Regions from separate parts of the Homo sapiens genome. Here region 1 is linked to region 2. Evidence: chromatin loops called from intact Hi-C (ENCODE). Cell type or tissue: K562. All regions are shown on one strand. Each heading gives the region's core, and the rest is flanking DNA. Links, peaks and the distances in the headings are about the cores only. Region 1 has its middle 11 kb from the start of KCP. Region 2 has its middle 35 kb from the start of TNPO3.

What was found. A loop is a pair of places that touch in the nucleus more often than their neighbours do. Peaks named below come from ENCODE experiments on the same cell type or tissue, not always from the same donor. Only the 100,000 strongest peaks of a DNase experiment are listed, where the experiment ranks them.
Region 1: it touches region 2 in a loop (6-fold over the local background); 8 of 110 quality-filtered maps call a loop at or near these places.

Annotation. Positions count from the first base shown.
Region 1 is chr7:128,916,251-128,927,408 of GRCh38, forward strand. No RefSeq gene overlaps it. Among named protein-coding and RNA genes, the nearest start is that of KCP, 11 kb to the left of the region's middle. In K562, for the core only: a CTCF peak has its summit at 4,402 (motif pointing right); no DNase peak of the experiment used is centred there; H3K27me3 peaks cover 2,291 bases.
Region 2 is chr7:129,084,817-129,095,974 of GRCh38, forward strand. It overlaps the pseudogene LOC112267982. Among named protein-coding and RNA genes, the nearest start is that of TNPO3, 35 kb to the left of the region's middle. RefSeq lists enhancers at 5,042-5,191, 10,416-10,465. In K562, for the core only: a CTCF peak has its summit at 6,866 (motif pointing left); a DNase peak (open chromatin) is centred at 6,885.

The sequences.
Region 1 (11,158 bases), core at 3,393-5,892, 170 kb before region 2:
GGGACGCGGAGAGGAGAGAGCGGCGGCCGGGACCCACCTGTCTGCGATGCTCCTGCGTGGCTGCGCCCTTGAGCACTGGTGGGGCGGCGGGGCCGAGCTGACTCTGCCCGGGCTGCGCTGGGTTCTTCTGCACCGCGCCGGCCCCGACCGGAGGGACCACTCGAGGAGGCTGGCACTTACCGGTGACTACTGACCTGGAGGGAGCATTGGGCCAGGCCCAGGGCCTGTAAGGAGACGCCAGACAGATAGCGCGGTGGCCTAGACGACCACTGGGCTTCTTCGGCAGTCTGGAACAGGGAAATAGTAATTCCATAACCTCAAATTCCGCTCCGCGCCCCGCCCCCCGACTCCCCCCAGCTCTGAAGGGTCCGCAGGTCTTCCCCAGTCCATGCTATCGTTGAGCTCTGGCACCTGAAAGAGATGGTTTCCCGGGTCAAGAGCATTAGGATGCCAGGTGGTGGCTTGCGCCTGTAATCTCAGCACTTTGGGAAGGCCAGGCAGGAGGATTGCTTGAGTCCAGAAGCTGACCAGCATGGGCAACATAAGGAGACCCAGTCCCTACAAAAATAATAAAAAGAAATTAGCCAGGCGTCATGGTGAGCGCCTGCAGTCCCAAGCTACTCTGGAGGCTGAGGCGGGAGGATCACTTGAGATGGGGAGGTCGAGACTGCAGTGAGCCATGATGGAGCCACTGTATTCTAGCCTGGGCAATACATTGAGAACCTGTCTCAAACAAAACAAAACAAAAAACATCAAGAGACGACTCGGGTTGGGGCAGGATGTCTCTTTTCTGCCTTTACACAGAGGGTAGCCCACATCCACAGAGCCAACTCATCCTCTTGCCCCTATGACATGTCCCCGCCTGGGCTGAGGTTTTGCTTCCAGAGGCCCTGCCCTCCAGGGCTCTGATGCCTGTGCAGCCACCTCAGTCTGCTCCCACAGGAAGGGACCATCACTTGCAACCAGAAGCCATGCCCAAGAGGACCCTGCCCTGAGCCAGGAGCATGCTGCCTGCACTGTGAGCCAGGTCAGCCTCCTGCCAGCCTCAGCCCCATCTCCTGCATGTCCACAGCCACGGCCTGCCACCTGAGAGTCAGCGAGCCTGGGACATGCCCAGGGGTGCCTACCCACTCACTCCTGACAGTGGCCAGGGGAGTGCAGAACCCATACACAAGTCAGCAGATACTGGCTCTGGCCTGGGACTGAGCCAGAGACCATGGGGAAACAGGCACAAAATCTTTTTCCTGCCCTCAGGGAGCCTCCAATCTAGTTGAGAAGATAAGCTCATAGCCAAGCTACCACAAGATTGAAGACCCAATGAGCAGATTAAGAGGAGGTGTAGAAGGCAGTGCAGTGTGTATTTTGCCAGAGGAGGGCACAGGAGGCAGGGGAAGCCCGTCGAGGCTGGGCAGTCAGGGGGCCTTTACAGACAATGGGTCCTTTGAGCTGGGTCTTCATGGGAAAGTGGGGTTCCACCTGAAGGAGAAGGAGTACGTGAGGGTCCTCTGGGCACAAGGACAGGGTGGAGAGAGGTGGGTTGCAGGAAGTCCATGTGGGAAGGCCAGTGGGAACAGGCTGCTGTAAGCCTTGCAATTAGGACTTTTTTCTATGGGCAGTGGGGGGTATTGAAGGCTGAAGCAGCCTGTGGCATGGTCAAGGGGGCGCTTGAGGAATATTCACCTGGTGGGGGCTAGATGCAGACAGAGGCGTCGGGGCTGTGACAGCAGTTGTCTAGGCATGGAGCCAGGGATGGCAGTGGGCTGGAGAAAGGGGGATGTTTCTAAAGGACGGGCAGGAGCCGGTGACTGGCTGGATCCCCTGGAATAGTGGAGGCCGAGCTTGGGACACTAGGATAGCAGTGGTGCCAGGGACATGAAGAGAGCTGGGAGGAAGAGGAGGTCATGGCTATGCAGGGAGGTGTTACTGGCTCATGGCGGGATAGGGTTGCCAGATTTAGCAAATAAAAATGCAGAATGTCCTGTTAAATTTGAATTTCAAATAAACAGCACAATTTTTTAGCATAAGCTCAGAGTCACAGTGGGAATAAGCTGTAGAGAATGGAATCAATTTGAGGTCCTTAGGATCCTGGGGCCTGGCCAGGCCTGTCCACACTGACCTCCAGCCAAGTAGCCTGGCCCTATCCTTGGCACGACCTACTAGGTGTTCTCCCTAGAAATGTTATCGTCATGAGAAGTCCTAGCCTCCTCGCCATCCCTGGTCACTGTGACTCTCAGCTGCTTCTTGCCCAGCTCACCCCCTGCTCTGCCCAGTCCCACACCCCAGCACCCCCACCTGCCCTCTTCATGCCTCTGTCAGAGCCCCTGAATATTGCTGGACAGCATCTCACCACTCCATTGCTTCCATGGCAGACTCGTGGCCACAAATATCAATGAGCACTGGACATTGCCAGAAATCCTCCTACAATCTCTTGGCAAATCGTTCTCCCCCTCCCTGAGAGGAGCATTTTTTTTTTAACCTTCCAATGGTTCTGCCCCTTACTTGCCATATGATCTTGGCAAGTTATTGAACCTAAGTCTCAGGTCCTCCCCTACGAAACAGGGGTAATAAGAGCACTTCTGTCTTTGCTCTCGTTAAGGATTGTCAGACTGGGTGTGATGGCTCATGCCTGTAATCCCAGCACTTTGGGAAGCTGTGGTGGGTGGATCACCTGAAGTCAGGAGTTCGAGACCAACCTGGCCAACATGGCGAAACTCTGTCTCTATTAAAAATACAAAAAGTAGCCGGGTGTGGTGGCGGGCACCTGTAATCCCAGCTACTTGGGAGGCTGAGGCAGGAGAATCACTTGAACCCAGAAGATGGAGGTTGCAGTGAGCCGAGATTAGTGCCACTACACTCCAGCCTGGGTGACAGAGTGAGACTGTCTCAAAAACAAAACAAAACAAAAACAACAACAAACAAACAAATAAAAAACGATTGTCTTAGCCTGGGTTCCTGGAAATCAGAGCCTGAGACAAAGGCTTGCATGCAGGCTGATTTTGGAATATGATCCCCAGGAGCAGGAGGGAGGATTGGAAGTGTGAAACTGGGAAGGATGGAGAGCCAATACAAGGGTGCATTATGCAATGGAGCCGACCACTGCGGTGGGCATCAGCATCCGGTCCTGCAGGACCTGGGGAGCCATGTGAAAGGCAGGCAGGCAGTAGAAGCCATCGGCACTGGGAGGCCCCCAGGGCATTAGCTTGCTCCCAGTTATGCATGAGCCAGTGCCCACATGGGTTCCCGAGGGTATCCAATGCTGTGCATCAGAGAAATTCCAAAATGAGAGAGGTAGATTTGCAGCCAGGACCTCAGGAGAGACGCTGTCAGGGTGCACTGTGTGGAGCTGCTTGCAAACTGTGTACAACTGGAATGAGGTACAGCTGAGAGGATTTGCATAAGAGATGGCCAGCACAGGTGTTAAGTAGGATAATACACACAGAAAACTTTTTACAGTGCCCAGCACATTTTAAGCACCACAATCTGTTATTATTTTCATTGTCATAATCATCATCTCCCTCTGAGGTCCAAACCGAAAAGTCAATGTTAACATTTTTTAAAAATCTGCAACAGAAGGTAAAGAAGCTTCTGGAAAACTCACCCTATAAAGTGAAAGCCCAGGGCCCTGAGGAAAGGGTGTTATTTGCAAGGCACTTGAGTTCCACAGTTGAGTATGATCACTGTGTGCCTCTTTTTTGGGTGCCAGGCACTGTGCTCGATGCAGGGGTACAGTGGTGAATGAGACAGGGTCCTGCCCAGAACCTTCTGGGAAATGAGACTCCTGGTAAAGGGAACCACATGAGCACTGGGCTCAGGTCCACACAAATGTCAGGCTTGGAATAAGCATCTGGCCTGTTTTTCTCTGCTGGGCTGGGGGGACCGTGGTGCAGCCTTTCTGACCAGAAACAGCTCTTTCTTTACAAGAAGAGGATTTGGCTAGAGAAAGAAAGAAGGAATGGCTTGGGCCCAGGTTTGAGTCCTCGCTTGGCCTGGAAGCCCCTCTGTGGGGACACTGCTGGTTCCCTTACCGTGATGCGTGGGCCCCTGGGAGGCATATGGCCGCAGTAGCAGCATATGATGCTGAGGCGGGCGCAGTTCAGAGTCAGTGAGTTCAGAATTCAATTCCTGTGCTCCCACTTACTAACTGCCCTGAGTGTCCTCTAATTCTCCCTCCTCTCCTCCTCTGCCATTTATTCCCTGTCCCTCTTGGTCTCCTACAGACGGCATCACTCTGTGCTTTCATGCCTTCTGGTTTCCTATTGGTTCCACCAATGAGAGGCCCCAGCAGGGGATGAGGGGGCAGGAGGGAGAATGGTTGGGGTATTTCTTTCCCGACCTCCTTCTGCTCTGCCTGGGCTCCCGATGTTACACTATTCCTTCCTCTTGTCCCCTCGAACCGGGAGGTGGCAGTGGTTTCCTGCTACTGTTAGTCCCTGGGGGGCCTCAACATTCCTTGCTGGTCATTATAACCATGTCTGCAGATCTGTGAACAGCTCCTTCTTTACATTCTCTTTAGCTAAATCGTTTTTGGGGGAATTCTGTTTCCTCCTGGGTCCTTAATTGATAGGCTAACCTTATCCACTCGCTCCACCGAGTTACTCAACCACCCCTAAGCCCAAACCCTTCATCTGTAAAATGAAGTAATACCCCCTACCTTAAGCTGGGATAATTCGACCGGGCAAACTTAATACATTGGTTCACACCTGTGTGTGTTGTACCTGGCACACAGGAGACCCCAGCATAAGGGACTCCCCATTCTTACCACCTTTGGGTTGCACTCTTCACAGTAGCAGGTTGGTTTTTTCTCTGAGTTTGGTGGCTAGAAGCAAAAGGTCACTGTGGGGAGGGAGGCAGAGAAGGGATTAGTAAATGATTAGATTTTTCTGCTTCATTTGATATCTTTTAAATCACGACAGTTGTGATAAATGAAATAAGCTGACGGGCCAGCTGAGCAGCCCCAGTGGGCGGGGGGATGTGCTTTTTATCAGAGATCTGAGATTCTAATCCCACAACTCTTATCTCACAGCCTGGCGACATCTTTCGTAAATTCAGACTATGTAGCCCACCAGTCCCCTCCCGGGAGGAATTTCCTTTGCCCGTCCTTAAAATGCCCCAACAGGTCCACCTCACTGCATTCCAGGCACAGTGCCAAGCGGCAGTGTTGCCCACTCAAGTACGAAATGTCAATCCACACCCCTGGCCGGCCGGGTCACACTCAGGGTTGGGACCCAATACTTCCTTGTTGGATGGAACCTGCTGGGATTTGAGGAGTGTGTGTGAGTTTTTTTTGTTTCCAGTATAGAAAGACCAATGCACTCAGATTGCAATATATATATATAGAACTATATATAATAAACATATAAAAAAAGATGTATATCTTTTTATATGTAATATATACAATAAATTTTACTAAAATATATATTTTTTAAATTTATTTTTTGGGGGGGTCTTGATCTGTCACCCAGGCTGGAGTGCAGTGGTGCAATCACAGCTCACCTCAGCCTCGACCGCCTGGGCTCAAGCAATCCTCCCACCTCAGCCTCCCAAGTAGCTGGGACTACAGGTGTGTGCCATCATGCCTGGCTAGTTTTCTTTATTTTTTAATTTTGTAGAGACGGGGTCTCCCCCTATGTTGTCCAGGACGGTCTCGAACTCCTGGACTCAGGCTATCCTCCCACCTCAGCCTCCCAAAGCTCTGGGATTACAGGTGTGAGCCACTGCACCCAGCCACATGGCATATCTGAACCCCATGCCACAGCCTGCCCCTGGGGACTGGGCAGGAGGTTTACAGGCACTCACACAGTGACCCCCCGCCAAGCCTGGAGGTTCTGCAGCCTGGAGGAAAACTTGCCAGTAGAGCCTCATGCCTCTTCGCACCTGGGGCTTCTTTAATCCCTTTTGACTTCTCAAAGGCTGACACCTGGGGATCCTATTAGGGTACGGAGAAGCTAAGAGGTTTGGGGAAGTGTGCTCCCCGCCTGGCATTTTCTCTTCCCACCACGGCTCTTCCTGTCCTTCCTGGCCTTGCTCTCAAACTTCCACAGTGCCCCCCCTCACAGTCCAGTAGGACTGTCTGCGATGATGGACATGTTCTAGATCTGTGCTGTCCAATATAGTGGCCACATAAAGCTATTGGCACCTGTCATACGGCTAGAGCAACTGAGTGTCTGAATTTTTCATTTTAATTAATTTCATCACTTTAATGTAACTAGCCATATGTAGCTAGTGACTACCGTACTGGGCAGCACATATTTAGACATTGAAGGCCCCAGTTCTTGAGACAATTTACTTCCACGGGCTGAGAAAGTTTTATAACAGATCCGCAATGGCTATGATGTGAATAAGGCCCCCTAGAGTTGTGAGGCACCAAGCTCCCCCTGTAGCAGCCCCGGTTTCAGGAGCCCCCCTCTGCACCCGATAGGGCAGTGATAATGACTCCTGGGCCGAGTCCTCTATGGGCACCAGGCCCATGCCAGGTGGGTTACACGGACAATGGTGATTTGTGCTCACAGCTAGGAGGTAGGTGCTATGATGGTCCCCAGGAAACTGGGACTTGGATAATTTAAGAGGCTCAGGCAGAGGAGAGGAGCTGGTTCTCCAACCCAGCTCTGGCGGGCCCCAGACTCTCCGCCACAATAGAGACCTCTGCTGGCACCCCCCAGCCCCTGTACCTGCCCCATACCTTCCAAGTGGCTTCTCGGCACACTGAGAAATTCAGCTTCTCCATGGTTTCCACAGCACTGGGTCTTCCCTCTGCTACGGCATCCAGGCTTATCTCCTCGGGCGCCAGCCCAGGGGTGCCCTGGGAGCTGGGCTTTGCCATCTCTGCACTCCCCTGCTTTTTTGGTGGGGAGAATGGCCCTGGGGGTTATTTGGATGGGCACACACAGGGGGTCTCTCCTCTAACTGCCTCAAACCATATGCAGTGCCCAGGAATTGGGTTGGGGGGCGGTCCTGAGACTCAGAAGCCCCTTTGGCCCCTGCTCCTGTGATCTTGATTTGTGGCTGCAGAATTCAGACCCCCAACAGACAAACCTGTTGGCGTTGAGCAGCCTGGGGGCTGGGTGAGGAGGGCGTATAGCCTACACCTGCCAAGGGCCCTATGCTTTGGAGCAGCTCAGCACCTGTCAGCTATTCTCTTGACTCCGTTAGTAGTCAGGCCCTGAATTGCCAATATTTGCCTTCCCCGGCTGGCTGGCCAGAGGAGACATTATCTCTCAGGAGCTTGGGTCAAGACTAGCCAAGGGTCCTCTGGACAACAGCCTGTCCTCACAGCACCATAAGTCCCACCCCACTGTTTAGAGGGAAACAGGACCTTAGACAGCAGCCGAGGCCATGGAATGGCAGCTGCTGCTGCTAAGTAATATGAAGTAGGAGCGTCCAATGCAAGGGGGTAGTTAGAGGCCAGTGGATCAAAACCGCAGCTGGGGCCCTCCCAGGGCACCAGATGTCCTGGCACCCAGTGGTGATCTCAGGGCGCTCCCCTTTTTTGTAACAGCTTTATTGAGATATAAGTCACATACCATACAATTTACCCATCTAAAGTATACAATTTAATAGTTTAGGCTGGGCATAGTGGCTCATGCCTGTAATCCCAGCACTTTGGGAGGCTGAGGCGGGAGGATTACTTAAATTCAGGAGTTTGAGATCAGCCTGGGCAACATAACAAGACCCTGTCTCTACAAAAAAAGATAAATAAAACATTAGCCAGGCATAGTGGCACATGCCTGTAGTCCCAGCTACTTGGGAGGTTGAGGTAGGAGGATTGCTTGAGCCTGGGAGGTTGAGGCTGCAGTGAGCCATGATTGTACCACTGCACTCCAGCCTGGGTGACAAAGCGAGACCCTGACTCAAAAAAAAAAAGAAAAAATTCAATATATTCACAGAGTTGTGCAACCATCACCACAATCAATTTTAGAAAATTTCATCACCCCGAAAAGAAATCCTGTACCCTATCCTCTCCCAAAGCAAACCACAAATTTACATTTTTTTTTCTCTGTGGATTTGCCTATTCTGAACATTGTATTTAAACAGGATCATACAATATGTGGTCTTTCGTGTCCGACTTCTTTCATGTAGCATGTTTTCAAGGCTCGCCTAAGTTGTAGCATGTAGCAGTACTTCATTCCTTTTTATTGACAAATAATATTCCATTGCATTTATATACCATATTTTATCCATTCATCAGTTGATAGACATTTGGGTTGTTTCTCCTTTTTGGCTGTTATGAAGAATACTGCTTAAACATTCATATACAAAGTTTGTGTGGACATGTGCTTTCATCTGTAACAGGGAATAGAATTGTGGCATTATATGGTAACTCTATGTTTAAGCTTTTTTTGTCTTTTTTTTTTAAACGGAGTGTTGCTCCATCACCCAGGCTGGAGTGCAGTGGCACGATCTCAGCTCACTGCAAACTCCACCTCCCAGATTCAAACAATTCTCCTGCCTCAGCCTCCCGAGTAGCTGGGATTACAGGAGTGTGCCACCACACCCGGCTAATTTTTGTATTTTGAGTAAAGACGGGCTTTCACCATGTTGGCCAGGCTGGTCTCAAACTACTGACCTTAAGTGATCTGACTACTTCGGCCTTCCAAAGTGCTGGGATTACAGGCATGAGCCACCACGCCCGACCTCTATGTTTAAGCTTTTGAGGAACTGCCAGACTGTTTTCCAAAGTGGCTGCACTATTGCACATTTCACACACAACAGCAGTAAGTGAGGGTTCCAATTTCTCCACATTCTTGACAATACTTCTTATTATCTGTCTTTTTTGTTATAGCCATCCTGTAAGTGTGAGTGGTATTTTACTGTGGTTTCGATTTACATTTTCCTAATGAGTAATGATGTTGAGCATCTTTTCATGTACTCATTAGACACATATATTTTAATTGGAGAAGCATCTATTCAGATCCTTTGCCTACTTTTAAACTGAGCTATTTGTCTTTTTGTCTTTTTATTATTCAATTGTAACAGTTATTTATATATTCTAGATACAAGTTGCTTATCAGGCATATGGTTAGCAAATATTTTCTCCCATTCTGTCGGTTGTCTTTTCACTTTTTTTGATGGTGTCCTTTGCAGCACAAAAGTTTTTAATTTTGATGAAATCCAATTTATGTTTTATTCTTTGTTGCTTGTGCTTTTGGTGTCATTTTAAAGGAATCATTATCTGATCTAAGGTTAGGAAGATTTATCCTTATATTTACTTATAGGAGTTTTATAGTATTAGCTCTTCTATATAGGTCTTTGATCCATTTTAGTTAATTTTTATATATTGTGTGAAGTATGGCTCTGATGTTAGTTGCATGTATGTTTATAATTATCACATCTTCCTGATGGATTACACTTTTATCATTGTAAAATGTCCCTCTTTATCTTCAGTAATTAAAAAAATTTTAAATCTACTCTGTCTGACAGTAATACAGCCCCACCAGTTTTCTTATGGTTGCTGTTTGCTATATATATATGTAGGAAATAATATATATATATGAAATACATTGGAAATCAAACAAACCAGAGTAATTAACATTTTTAATTAAAGTGGATAACGATAAATCAACATTCTGTATTTTAAAAAGTAAATCATTCAAAAACTTTGGTGGTTTATTGCTGTAAGAAATTCGTTGCAAGACATTTCAGAACTGATCAGGACAAACCTCTGGGCATCAGCATAGTCACTGTGAACTACTAGTTTAGGGTAGAGTTTCTGTCTCTGCTCTACTCATCTGCCTGGAAGTTTGACTAATAAACTTCTGAGCCCCTTCATCATCATATATATATATATATATATAATTTTTAATAATTTTAATTTTTTATTTCTCTTACATTTCCCCTTGTTTATTCACAAGAATTATATATAATTAACATGTTTGTCTAAATAAATTCAAAAGGCCATTTAAATAGAAAAGTTAAAACACAGATAAAAATATTGTATTGGTTTATTTGGCAGTTTTTTTTCTTAGTGGTACATAATATTTGCATAATTACAATTGGTGACATGATGAAACATGATACAATAAATTTAAATTAATATGAAATAGTATGATACAACATTAGGACAACAGATGCCATATGACTCTGATAATACCTCCATTTACTTTCCTAAAGTTTTGCAAAAATTTTACGCTTGGTTATCACTTCAAAAGAATGGGCAAAATCTTAATGCATGGCTTCCTACCACAGCACGTCCTCCTGACTCTTGGTATCTAACTCCTTGGAGACCAGTTTTGGGGCTTCACTCTTCACCCTCCAGGGATCTATTACTTCCTTGTTAGTGCTCCTGATCAGTGTGCTGGCTCTCTCGCTCCAAAATCTATTGATCAATTGCAGGTCATTCAAGGGCTGTTCAAAGTGGAGGGGAAATATTACTTTTCAGCTTGAGTTTTGGATGCATATTTGGTTTTAGCTTTTTTTTTTTTTTTTTTTTTTTTTTGAGACAGTCTCACTCTGCCACCCAGGCTGGAGTGCAGTGGCGTGATCTCAGCCTCCTGGGTTCAAGCAATTCTTGTGCCTCAGCCTCCTGAGTAGCTGGGATTACAGGTGTGTGCCACCACGATGGTAGATATCCATTTTTTTCTACCCTCTTATTAAATCTATTTACATCTTTAAATCTAAAGTGTGCCTCCTGTAAACAGCATATTGTTGGATCTTGTTTTTATTTTGTGTGTTTTTAAATTAATTTATTTTTATTTTATTGTTATTTTTTGGAGATAAGATGTCTTTCTTTGTTGTCCAGGCTGGAGTGCTGTGGTTCATCACGTTAGCCGTAACCTTGAACTCCTGGGCTCAAGCGATCCTCCCACTACCGCCTCCTGAGTAGCTAGGACTTACAGGTGTGTGCCACCATGCCAGGCTAATTTTTATTTCATTTTATTTTTTGTAGTGTCGGGGTCTCTTTTTGTTACCCAGGCTGAAACTCCTGGCCTCAAGCAATCCTCCTGCCTTGGACTCCCAAAGTATTGGGATTATAGGCATAAGCCACCGCAACTGGACAGATCTTATTTTTAAATTGGGTCTGACTATCTCTGCCTTTTGGTTGGATTGTTTAATCCAGTGGTGCCCAACCTTTTTGGCACCAGGGACTGGTTTCATGGAAGACAATTTTTCCACAGTGGAGGGTGGTGGTGGTGGGTGGTGGGGGGGTATGGTTTCGGGATGA
Region 2 (11,158 bases), core at 5,475-7,974:
AAACTACATGTTTATAGTGTAATTGGATAAGATTTGACATACATATACACCCGTGAAACCATGACCACAGTCAAGATAATGAAAATAGGCCAGGCACGGTGGTTCACAGGAATCACTTGAACCCGGCAGGTGGAGGTTGCGGTGAGCTGAGATCATGCCACCGCACTCCAGCCTGGGCGATAGAGTGAGAGGCTGTCAAAAAAAAAAAAAAGATAATAAAAATAAATATCAGCCCCCAAAAGTTTCCTTGTGTCCTCCTGTGATCCCTTCTTCCTGGAAACTTCCCCCAAACTCTCTCCTCAACCCCCCATTGTCCCTTATCTGCTTTCTGTAATTATGGATTGGTTTATATTTTCTAGAATTTTATAGGAATACAATCGTACAATATTTATTCTTTTATTTCCAGTTAACATAGCTTTTATTCAAAAGTCCTTACTCTTGTCTGGTTTATTTCACTTGGTCTAATTATTTTAAGATCTATCCACATTACTGCATGTACTTTAAGTGGGTGAGTCGTACGCTATTTGAATTATCTCTCAATAAAGCTGTTACTAAAAACAAACCACAATGAGATATCACTGCGCACCCATTCGGATGACAAAAATTTAAAAAACAGACAAAAGCAACTGTTAGTGAGGGTAGGGAGAAATTGGAACTCTCATACCCTGCTAGTGAGTGGACTTGTATAATGATGCAGCCACTTTGGAAAACAGTCTGGCAGTTTCTCAAACATTTAAACATAGAGGTATCTTTTGACCCCAAAATTTCACTCCTAAGTGTATATACCCAAGAGAAATGAGAAAATGTGTCTACACAAAAGCCAGTATATGAATGTTCATAGCAGCATTATTCCTTATTTATTATTATACATTTTTTTGAGGTGGAGTCTTGCTCTGTCGCCAGGCTGGAGTTCAGTGGCGTGATCTTGGCTCACTGCAGCCTCCGCCTCCTGGGTTCAAGTGATTCCCCTGCCTTAGCCTCCCAAGTAGCTGGGATTATAGGCATGCGCCACCACGCCTGGCTAATTTTTTGTATTTTTAGTATAGATGGGGTTTCACCATGTTGGCCAGGATGGTCTCCATCTCCTGACCTCGTGATCCGCCCACCTCGGCCTCCCAAAGTGCTGGGATTACAGGCGTAAGCCACTGCGCCCAGCCTATTATTATTATTTTTTGAGACGGAGTCTCGCTCTGTCACCCAGGCTGGAATGCAGTGGCGCGATCTCGGCTCACTGCAACCTCTGCCTCCTGGGTTCAAGTGATTCTCCTGCCTCAGCCTCCAGAGTAGCTAGGATTACAGGTGCCCACCACCACACCCAGCTAATTTTTGTATTTTGTTTAGTAGAGACAGGGTTTTACCATGTTGGCCAGGCTGGTCTCAAACTTCTGACCTCAAATGATCTGCCTGCCTTGGCCTCCCAGAGTGCTGGGATTACAGATGTGAGGCACGGCAGCTGGCCAATGGCAGCATTATTTATAATAGTCAACATGTGAAAAGAACTCCAATGTCCACCAACTGAGGAATGGATAAACAAAATGTGGTCTATCCATACAGTGAAATATTATTCAGCCATAAAAGGGAATGAAGCACTGATACGCGCCACAACACAGATTAACCTTGAAAACATTCAGCTAAGTGAAAGAAGCCAAACACACACATACCAACCCCACATATTGTATGATTCCATTTTTATTTATTTTTATTTTTATTTTTTATTTTTTCAGACAGGGTGTCACTGTCACCCAGGTTGGAGTGCAGTGGCACAATCTCAGCTCACTGCAACCTCCACCTCCCGGGTTCAAGCAATTTTTCTGCCTCAGCCTCCCAAGGAGTTGGGATCACAGGCATGCGCCACCACACCCAGCTAATTTTTGTATTTTTAGTGGAGATGGGGTTTCGCCATGTTGGCCAGGCTGGGCTTGAACTCCTGGCCTCAAGTGATCCGCCCACTTTGGCCTCCCAAAGTGCTGGGATTATAGGTGTGAGCCACCATGCCCAGCCTGATTCCATTTTTATGTGAAATGTCCAGAATTGGCAAATAGAGACAGAAAGTAGATTAGTGGTTGCCCAGGTCAGAGTGAGGGTGGCTGGGGGCAATGAAGGTGACTGCTAAAGGGTACAGAATTTCTTTGTGGGGTAATACAAATATTCTCAAATTGATTGTGATGGTGTTTGCACAACCCGTACATATACTAAAAACTACAAAATTACATATTTAAAATGGCTAATTTTTACCTATGTGAATTATATCTCAATAAAGCTGTTACTGAAAAAATGTTCACTTACTGAGGTCATTCCATTATATGAATATACTTCAGTTTGTCTAGCCATTCATTTATTGAGTCATTGGATTGGCTCCTATTTTTGGCTACTAAAAATAAAGCTGCAGACCAGTGAAGTACTCACACCTGTAATCCCAGCACTTTGGGAGGCCAAGATGGGAAGATGGCTTGAGGCCAGAAATTCGAGACCAGCCTGGGCAATATAGCAAGACCCCATCTCTACAAAAAATTTAAAAATTAGCCCAGCATGGTGGCTTGCACCTGTAATCCCAGCTACACAGGAGGCTGAGGTGGGAAGATCACTTAAGCCCAGGATTTTGAGGCTGCAGTGAGCTACGATCATGCCACTGTACTCCAACCTGAGCAACAGAGCGAGACACTATCTCTAAAAAAAATAAAATTCGGCCGGGCGCGGTGGCTCACGCCTGTAATCCCAGCACTTTGGGAGGCCGAGGCGGGCGGATCACAAGGTCAGGAGATCGAGACCATCCCGGCTAAAACGGTGAAACCCCGTCTCTACTAAAAATACAAAAAATTAGCCGGGCGTAGTGGCGGGCGCCTGTAGTCCCAGCTACTTGGGAGGCTGAGGCAGGAGAATGGCGTGAACCCGGGAGGCGGAGCTTGCAGTGAGCCGAGATCCCGCCACTGCACTCCAGCCTGGGCGACAGAGCGAGACTCCGTCTCAAAAAATAAAAATAAAAATAAAAAATAATAATAAAAATAAAAAATAAAATTCAGGCCAGGTGCGGTGGCTCACGCCTATAATCCCAGCACTTTGGGAGGCCGGGGCAGGCAGATCACAAGGTCAGGAGATCAAGACCATCCTGGCTAACACGGTGAAACCCCATCTCTACTAAAAAATACAAAAAATTAGCCGGGCATGGTGGCCGGCACCTGTAGTCCCAGCTACTTGGGAGGCTGAGGCAGGAGAATGGCGTGAACCCAGGAGGTGGAGCTTGCAGTGAGCCAAAATAATGCCACTGCACTCCAGCCTAGGCGACAGAGTGAGACTCCGTCTCAAAAAATTAAATTAAATTAAATTAAATTAAATTAAATTAAATTAAAAAATAAAGCTTCAAGCCAGGTGTGCTGGCACCTGCCTGTAATCCCAGTTACCTGAGAGGCTGAGACAGGAGGATCACTAGAGCCCTGGAGTTCGAGTCCAGCCTGGGCAACATAGCAAGACCCTATCTCTTAAAAAAAGAGCTGCTATGATTTTTATTTGTCAATTATGCCTCAATAAAGTTGAGGAAGAAAACAATAAAGCTACTATGAACATTTGTGTGCAAGTCTTTGTATGAATATGTGCTTTTTTTGGGTGAATACACAGAGGTGGAAAGGCTAGATCATATGGTAAGTATGTTTAACTTTTTAAGAAACTGATCAGCTGTTTTCCAAAGTGGTTTTATCATTTTACATTCCCACCAACAGTGTATGAGAGTTCTAGTTCCTCTGCACTCTTATTAACACATGGTTTTAATCAGACATCTAATAGGTATGCAGTAGTTTCTGATTGTGATTTTAATTTATATTTCCTTAATGTGAATAATGTTGAACATCTTTTCATGTGCTTATTTGCCATCCATTTTTTTGGTGAAATAACTGTTTAGATCTGTTGCCTACTTTTTGAAAAAAAGTTGAATTCTTTGCTCTTATTTGATTTCCAAAGTTCTTTATATATTCTGGATACACATCCTTTATCAGATATGGGCTTTGCAAATATTTTCTCCCAGTCAGTGGCTGGTCTTTTCATTCTTCTCATGGCATCTTTTCAGGAAAAGAAGTTTTTAATTTTGATGAAGTCCAATTTATCAAATTTATTTCCTATTGACTGTGCTTTTAGTGTAATATCTAAGACATATTATCTAATTAAAGGTCACAAAGATTTTACTTCTATGTTTTCTAGAAGTTTTATAGTTTTAGATTTTACACTTAGGTGCATAATCGATTTTGACTTAATTTTTATACGTGGTATAAGGTATGAATTGAAGTTCTTTTTTTCTTTTTTTGCATATAGCTATCCAACTGTTCTAGCCCAACTCACTGAAACTATTCATTAGAAATTATCCTTTCTCATTGCCTTTGGGTCTTTTTAAAAATCAATTGTATATGTGTGTGTATGTGTGTCTGAACTTTCTATTCTGTTCCATTTGATCTGTTCTATTTGAGCTGTCTATCATGATGTTAATAGCACCTCATCTTGATGACTATTATTTTTTATGAAGCCTTGAAATCAGGTGGTGTTAGCCCTCCAACTTTGTTATTCTCTTTCAAAGATGTTTTGGCTAATCTAGATCCTTTGCATTTTCATGGGAATTTTTAGACAGTTTGTCAGTTTCTATAATTTTTTTTTCCCTGTAAAGCTGAGACAGAAACCCAGGGCTCTGAGGTCAGTCTGCCTAGGTTCAAGTTTTATCTTTACCTCTTCATAACTGTCTGACTTTGGCCAAGTTACCTAACTTCTCTGCAATTCCATTTCTCATTCACAAAGCTGAAATAATAATATTATCAATCTCATGGGGTTGTGAAAGGGCTTAGATGAAGTAATGCAGATAAGGCTGAGAGAATGAAAATACAAACAGACAATGGCCAGATCATATATGACAATAGAACTCTGGGCCACAACCTCTGCAGCAACCCATCCAGGAAGCCAAACCACAGCCTCTGCAGCAATCATCCCAGAACAGTCAGAACTTGACCAAGTCAGTAAGTGCAGCTGCCCTAACTTCTGCCCCCACTTCCAACTCAGGACCAAGCACAGAAAGCCAAATATGGTCCCCAATCCAATCACACTGGATGCTCAATTTCTAGTCAGCCTACCTCTAGCTTTCCCATGCCAACAAGCTCCAATCAAGGCATAGCTGAAGACTTCCCTTTTTTTCACTATAAAGCTTTGCACAGCCCTGCCTGCCTGAGTCTCTGACAAATGCGAGTGATGGTGGCTGAGACCCTGGCTAAAGCAAGCGCTGAATAAACAGCTTCTGTTTCTTCTCACTTGGGTGGTTTTTGTTTATTTCCACAGTGCTTAACACTGTGCTCGCAGAGTTAGTGATTGCCCAATACATTTTATATAGAGCAGTAGAATTGCTTTGTCGTATGAAACTTTAAAAAGAATTCCAATAGATAAATAAAAGTGGCATTTCAACCGTTTATTTTATCTAAGTCAGCCAGTAATAAAGGTAGGACTTTTGCAGTGATCTCAATAACATTAAATGAACATGATGGCTGATCCTTGCAACCACAAGGTTTTTTAAAATCCTGATTCACATAATAAGAAGTTGCAAATGCCAAATTTCTGTTTTCTTTTAAACAGGTCACTTTGCAATTAAATATTTGCAGAACCTCTGAAGCACCTCTTCAAAACTCTAGGGCTCTCAGAAACGTGGAGTAAAAACTTACCCTGATGTGAGGTCAGGGTACAGGGTCTTGATTTCAGTCCTAGTGATGCTGCCACTCTGCCGGATAACCTTGGGCATGACACTTGACCTCTGAGATTTGTTCCTCCCTTGTAAATGGAAAGAGCTGAACTAAAGAACTTCTCAAAATTTAGTGCGCATGGATAACCACATGTATATACTGGAGGAGGGTGCGTGCCCATTTAAAATGTAGGTTTCTGACCCACCCAGTGGCGTCTGAGTCAGGGTCCTGGAATCTGCATTTTAACAAGCACAGCTGATTCTGGTGCTAGTGACAATTGGGCACAATTTGAGCAGCACAGGAGCAAATGGTCTTTTAGGTCCCTTCTGGCTCTGATGTGTGTGATTCAGGTGAGGTTGTTGAAGAGAAGTGGGCTGCAGCATTGGGAAAGGAAAAGTGAAGGAGAAAACCATTCAACAGTGGGGAAAATTTTGTTTTTTTAAAAAGCCTATTGTGTCAATATTCTACTTTATTTCTTTTTTCTTTTCTTTTCTTTTCTTTTCTTTTTTTTGAGAAGGAGTCTCGCTCTGTCGCCCAGGCTGGAGTGCAGTGGTGGGATCTTTGCTCACTGCAACCTCCACCTCCCAGGTTCAAGCGATTCTCCTGCCTCAGCCTCCCGAGTAACTGGGATTACGGGCACCCACCACCACGCCTGGCCAATTTTTGTATTTTTAGTAGAGACAGGGTTTCCCCATGTTGGCCAGGCTGGTCTTGAACTCCTGACCTCAAGTAATCGGCCTGCCTCGACCTCCCAAAGTGCTGAGATTACGGATGTGAGCCACCGTGCCCGGCCAGCATTCCACTTTTGAAAGCCCCCGTGACCCTGGTCCAGAAGGACTTTGATTCCTGGCCCTGGTCTTCAAGCTCTTTGCAGAGGCAATGCACATTTTATTCTCCATGAGACCACAGGAAGAAAAAAAAACACCCTCAAATTTCCCAACCCCATGCCCTAAATTTCAATGCGCCAGAGATGAAATGCAACTTGCGAAATGCCTCCCTGCTCTTCTGCTCCACAGTTTCTCCATAGCTTGGCTTGGGGCAGGAGGGGACAGAGGAGGGTTTGGCCAGTCGGGGGTCTAGCCCTCAAAGCCAGATTAAACCCAGGCCACAGCGACTCCTCTCAATTCTGCAATTGGGTCCCAGCTCAGTGTGGCCATATCGCCCTCTTGCGGTAGAAAGCGGGACTCCGCCTGGCTAGGGGAACAGACGCCAGGGGCTGACTGTAACAAAGACCGGAAGCTCTTCTTGGATCCAAGGCAGGTGCAAGGAGGGAAAAAAGGTATCACCAGAGGGACGCTCTTCATTATGACTTTTTCTCTTTTTCCTCACCCTTTCTGCTTCCCAAACCCAGTTCTCCCACTTATCGTTGCCCACTATTAAAAACTGCTTTGTAATGAGAAAACCTGCAGTTTACAAGGTGTTTTCACAAACTTCATCTTATGTAAGCCACTCTCACTGCCTTTTCTCACTTCTCTTCCTCTTCCAGAATGAGAAGAAAAAAATGGAAAAAACAACAAACAAACAACAACAACAAAAAAAAACTGAAAAAAAATTACAAATGCCTTTCTAGTATTTTGCAAAAGGGTAGGCCTGCCCACACCCTTGGTTTAGGTTCCAGGACCAGTTATCTTGGAGCTGAGATCATAACCTTCACCCCTGTAAGGACCCCTTAGCTTTGTGGTCACAAATAGAGTCTTAAACTTGCCAGGGCTTGGTCACAAGAAGAGAGAGCAAAACATATGACCAAAGCGGCACAAGGCCGCTAAACAATTATTTTTGTTTCATCAACTGTTTTTTTTTTTTTAAGAGACAGGGGTCTCAGTGTGTTGCCCAGGCTGGACTTGAACTCCTGGGCTCAAGCAGTCCTCCCACCTCGGCCTCCCAAGTAGCTAGGATTACAGGTACACACTAGTGTACCTAGTGTACAGTAGTGTAACTAGTCTGGCTAGTTAATTAACTTTTAATTTAATTTAATTTTGAGATGGAGTCTCCCTCTGTCGCCCAGGCTGGAGTGCAGTGGCTCGATCTTGGCTCACTACAACCTCCACCTTCCGGGTTCAAGCGATTCTCCTGCCTCAGCCTCTCGAGTAGCTGAGACTACAGGGGAGTGCCACCACGCCCGGCTAATTTTTTGTGTTTTTAGTAGAGACGGGGTTTCACCATGTTAGCCAGGATAGTCTCGATCTCCTGACCTTGTGATCCACCAGCCTCAGCCTCCCAAAGTGCTGGGATTACAGGCATGAGCCACCGCGCCAGGCCTATTTTTTTGAGATGGAGTCTCACTCTGTCACCCAGGTGGGAGTGCAGTGGTGCTGATCTTGGCTCACTGCAAACGCTGCCTCCAGGGTTCAAGCGATTCTCTTGCCTCAGCCTCCCGAATAGCTGGGATTACAGGCATGTACCACCACACCCAGCTAGTTAATTAACTTAAAAAAATAATAATCAAATTATGGGCTGGCCGTGGTGGTTCAGGCCTGTAATCCCAGCACTTTGGGAGGCTGAGGCGAGTGGATCACTTGAGATCAGGAGTCCCAGACCAGCCCGGCCAACATGGTGAAACCCCATCTCTACCAAAAACACAAAAATTAGCCGGGCATGGTGGCGTGCACCTGTAGTCCCAGCTACTCAAGAGGCTGAGGCAGGAAAATCGCTTAAATCCGGGAGGCAGAGGTTGCACCAGGTAGAGATTGCACCACTGCACTCCAGACTGGGTGACAGAGCAAGACTCCATCTAAAAAAAAAAATTAATCAAATTATAACAAAAATTGAAAAATGCACAAATCATAAATGTACCATTCAAATAATTTTCACAGAGTACACCTGTGTAACTAAGCCTCCAGATCAAAAAAGAGAACATTACCAGCATTCCCTAATGCCCCCCTTCATGTTCCTCCCAGTCACAAATCACCCCCACTGTAACTCCTATTATGATTTTTAACATCATAGATTAATTTTATCTGCTTTTGAATTTCATATAGAAGGAATCACACAATATGTACTCACATATATGCCTTTTGCTGAGCACTGTGAATTAATCTATGTTGTTGCACACCATTCTTTCCTATTGTGCTAGTATGCCATTGTAGAAATATACCACAATGTATCCATTTTATTCATGGTAGACATTTTGGATATTTATAGTTTAGGGCTATTATAAGAGTGCTTCTTTGAACATTCTTGTATTCAAGAAAAAACAGCATTTTCTAGAGTGATCAAAGGGATTAATGGGACATTTATATACCTAGAAACATGATTTATATATATGGATATAAGAAAACAACAGGCATTATGAATCCTATTTATTTATTGAACTTCCATGTTTATTGCAGCACTATTGATGATAGCCAAGATTAAAAATCAACCTAAAAATGTCCATAATCAAATGAATGGGTAAAGAAAATGTGGTGTATATACACAATGGAGTATTATTCAGCCATAAGAAAAGAAAATCTTGTCATTTTCAATCATGTGGATGAACCTGGAGGACATTATGGTAATTGAAATAAGCCAGACACAGAAAAACAAATACCTCATAATCTCACTCATATGTGGAATCTAAACAAGTTGACCTCATTGAATCAGAGAGCAGAATGGTGGTTACCAGAGGCTGGGGTTTTACGGGGAGGTTTGGGGAGATGTCTGCCAAAGCACACCTAATTACAGTTAGATAGGAGGAATAAGCTCAAGAGATCTGTCACACAGCATGATGACTGTAGTTAATGATGATATATTCTATCTTTGAAGAATGCTAAGACACTTGATGTTAAGTGCTGTCACTACAAAAATCATAACTCTGTGAGGTAAAGCACTTAATTGGCTAGAATTAAGCATTCAACAATGTATATATACTTCAAAACATCATGTTGTAAATGATAAATGCATAAAATTTTATCTGACAATTTAAAAAGTAAATAAATTATATATCAATATCTATCTACCTATATATAGCTACATATATATATATATATATATATATATATATATATTTTTTTTTTTTTTTTTTTTTCCTTGAGACAGGGTCTCAAGGTCACCCAGGTTGGAGTGCAGAGGTGAAATTATGGCTCACTGCAGTCTCTACCTCCTGTACTCAAGCGATCCTCCCACCTCAGTCTCCCAGCTAGGTGGAACTAGAGGCGTGCACCATCATGCCTGGCTGTTCGGAGGGTGTGTGTAGAGACAGGATCTCACTATGTTGTACCGGCTGGGTCTTGAATTCCTGGGCTCAAGCATTCCCCTCACCTCGGCCTCCCAAAGTGCTGGGATTAGAGGTGTGAGCCACTATGCCTGGCCAAAAAAAGTAAATAAAACTTTGGAACACATTATGAAAGGATAGCAGTAGGCTGGGCATGGTTGGCTCACACCTGTAATCCCAGCTCTTTGGGAGGCCGAGGTGGATGGATCACCTGAGGTCAGGAGTTCGAGACCAGCCTGGTCAACATGGCGAAACCCTGTCTCTACTAAAAGGACAAAAATTAGCCGGGCGTGGTGGCACGTGCCTGTTATCCCAGCTACTCAGGAGGCTGAGGCAGGGGAATCGCTTGAACCCTGCAGGTGGAGGTTGCAGTGAGCCGAGATCATGCCATTGCACTCCAGCCTGGGCAACAGAGCGAGTCTCAGAAAAAAAAAAGAAAGGATATCTGTATTCCAAATACTGAGTCTGTGTCTTTGTCATAACCTTAGCTGAAATTATCAAAAATATATAGTTCTTGTGGTGTTTTTGTTGTTCCACTAGTTAGTCCTAAGCATACAAACTCTGATGATTACCAGCATGTTTAACACATGGCATACAACACGGAAGCCACTGAAGTGCTTTAGGACTTTGACTTTAACCTTGTGCACCTGGAGTTTCTAGTGCTGATGGTGATGGCGTGGAAGACACTACAGAGACAGGAAGTGGTAACAGTTCCATTTCTGGCCGCTCTGAACACAGAATAAAGTTTGCATCCAAAATCACTGAAGAAATGTTTCAAACCACAAGCTTCCGCAGACCAGGCACAGTGGCTCACACCGGTAATTCCAGCACTTTGGGAGGCTGAGGCGGGAGGATGGCTCAAGTCCAGGATTTTGAGACCAGCCTGGGCAACATAGTGAGACCCCATTGCTACAAAACAAACAAAACAGAAACAAAAGCTTCCACAGTCTCTGAGAATTTTCTAGAGAGAATGACCAAGGACTTGGCTATAGTTAGGTAACTAAGAATAAAAACTGTAGACTGTGAACTGCACCCATGAAAATAAAGGAAGAGATCATATATGAAAGTGAGAAATAGGCCAGGCACAGTGGCTCACGCTTGAAATCCCAACACTATGGGAGGCCAAGGCAGGAGGATCACTTGAGACCGGGAGTTCAAGACCAGCCTAGGCAACATTGCAAAACCCTGTCTCTCATGCATCACTTACATAACCTAAAAGTAAATCACAAATGGCCTGTCCACCTAGATTTTCTTCATGCCTCTTACA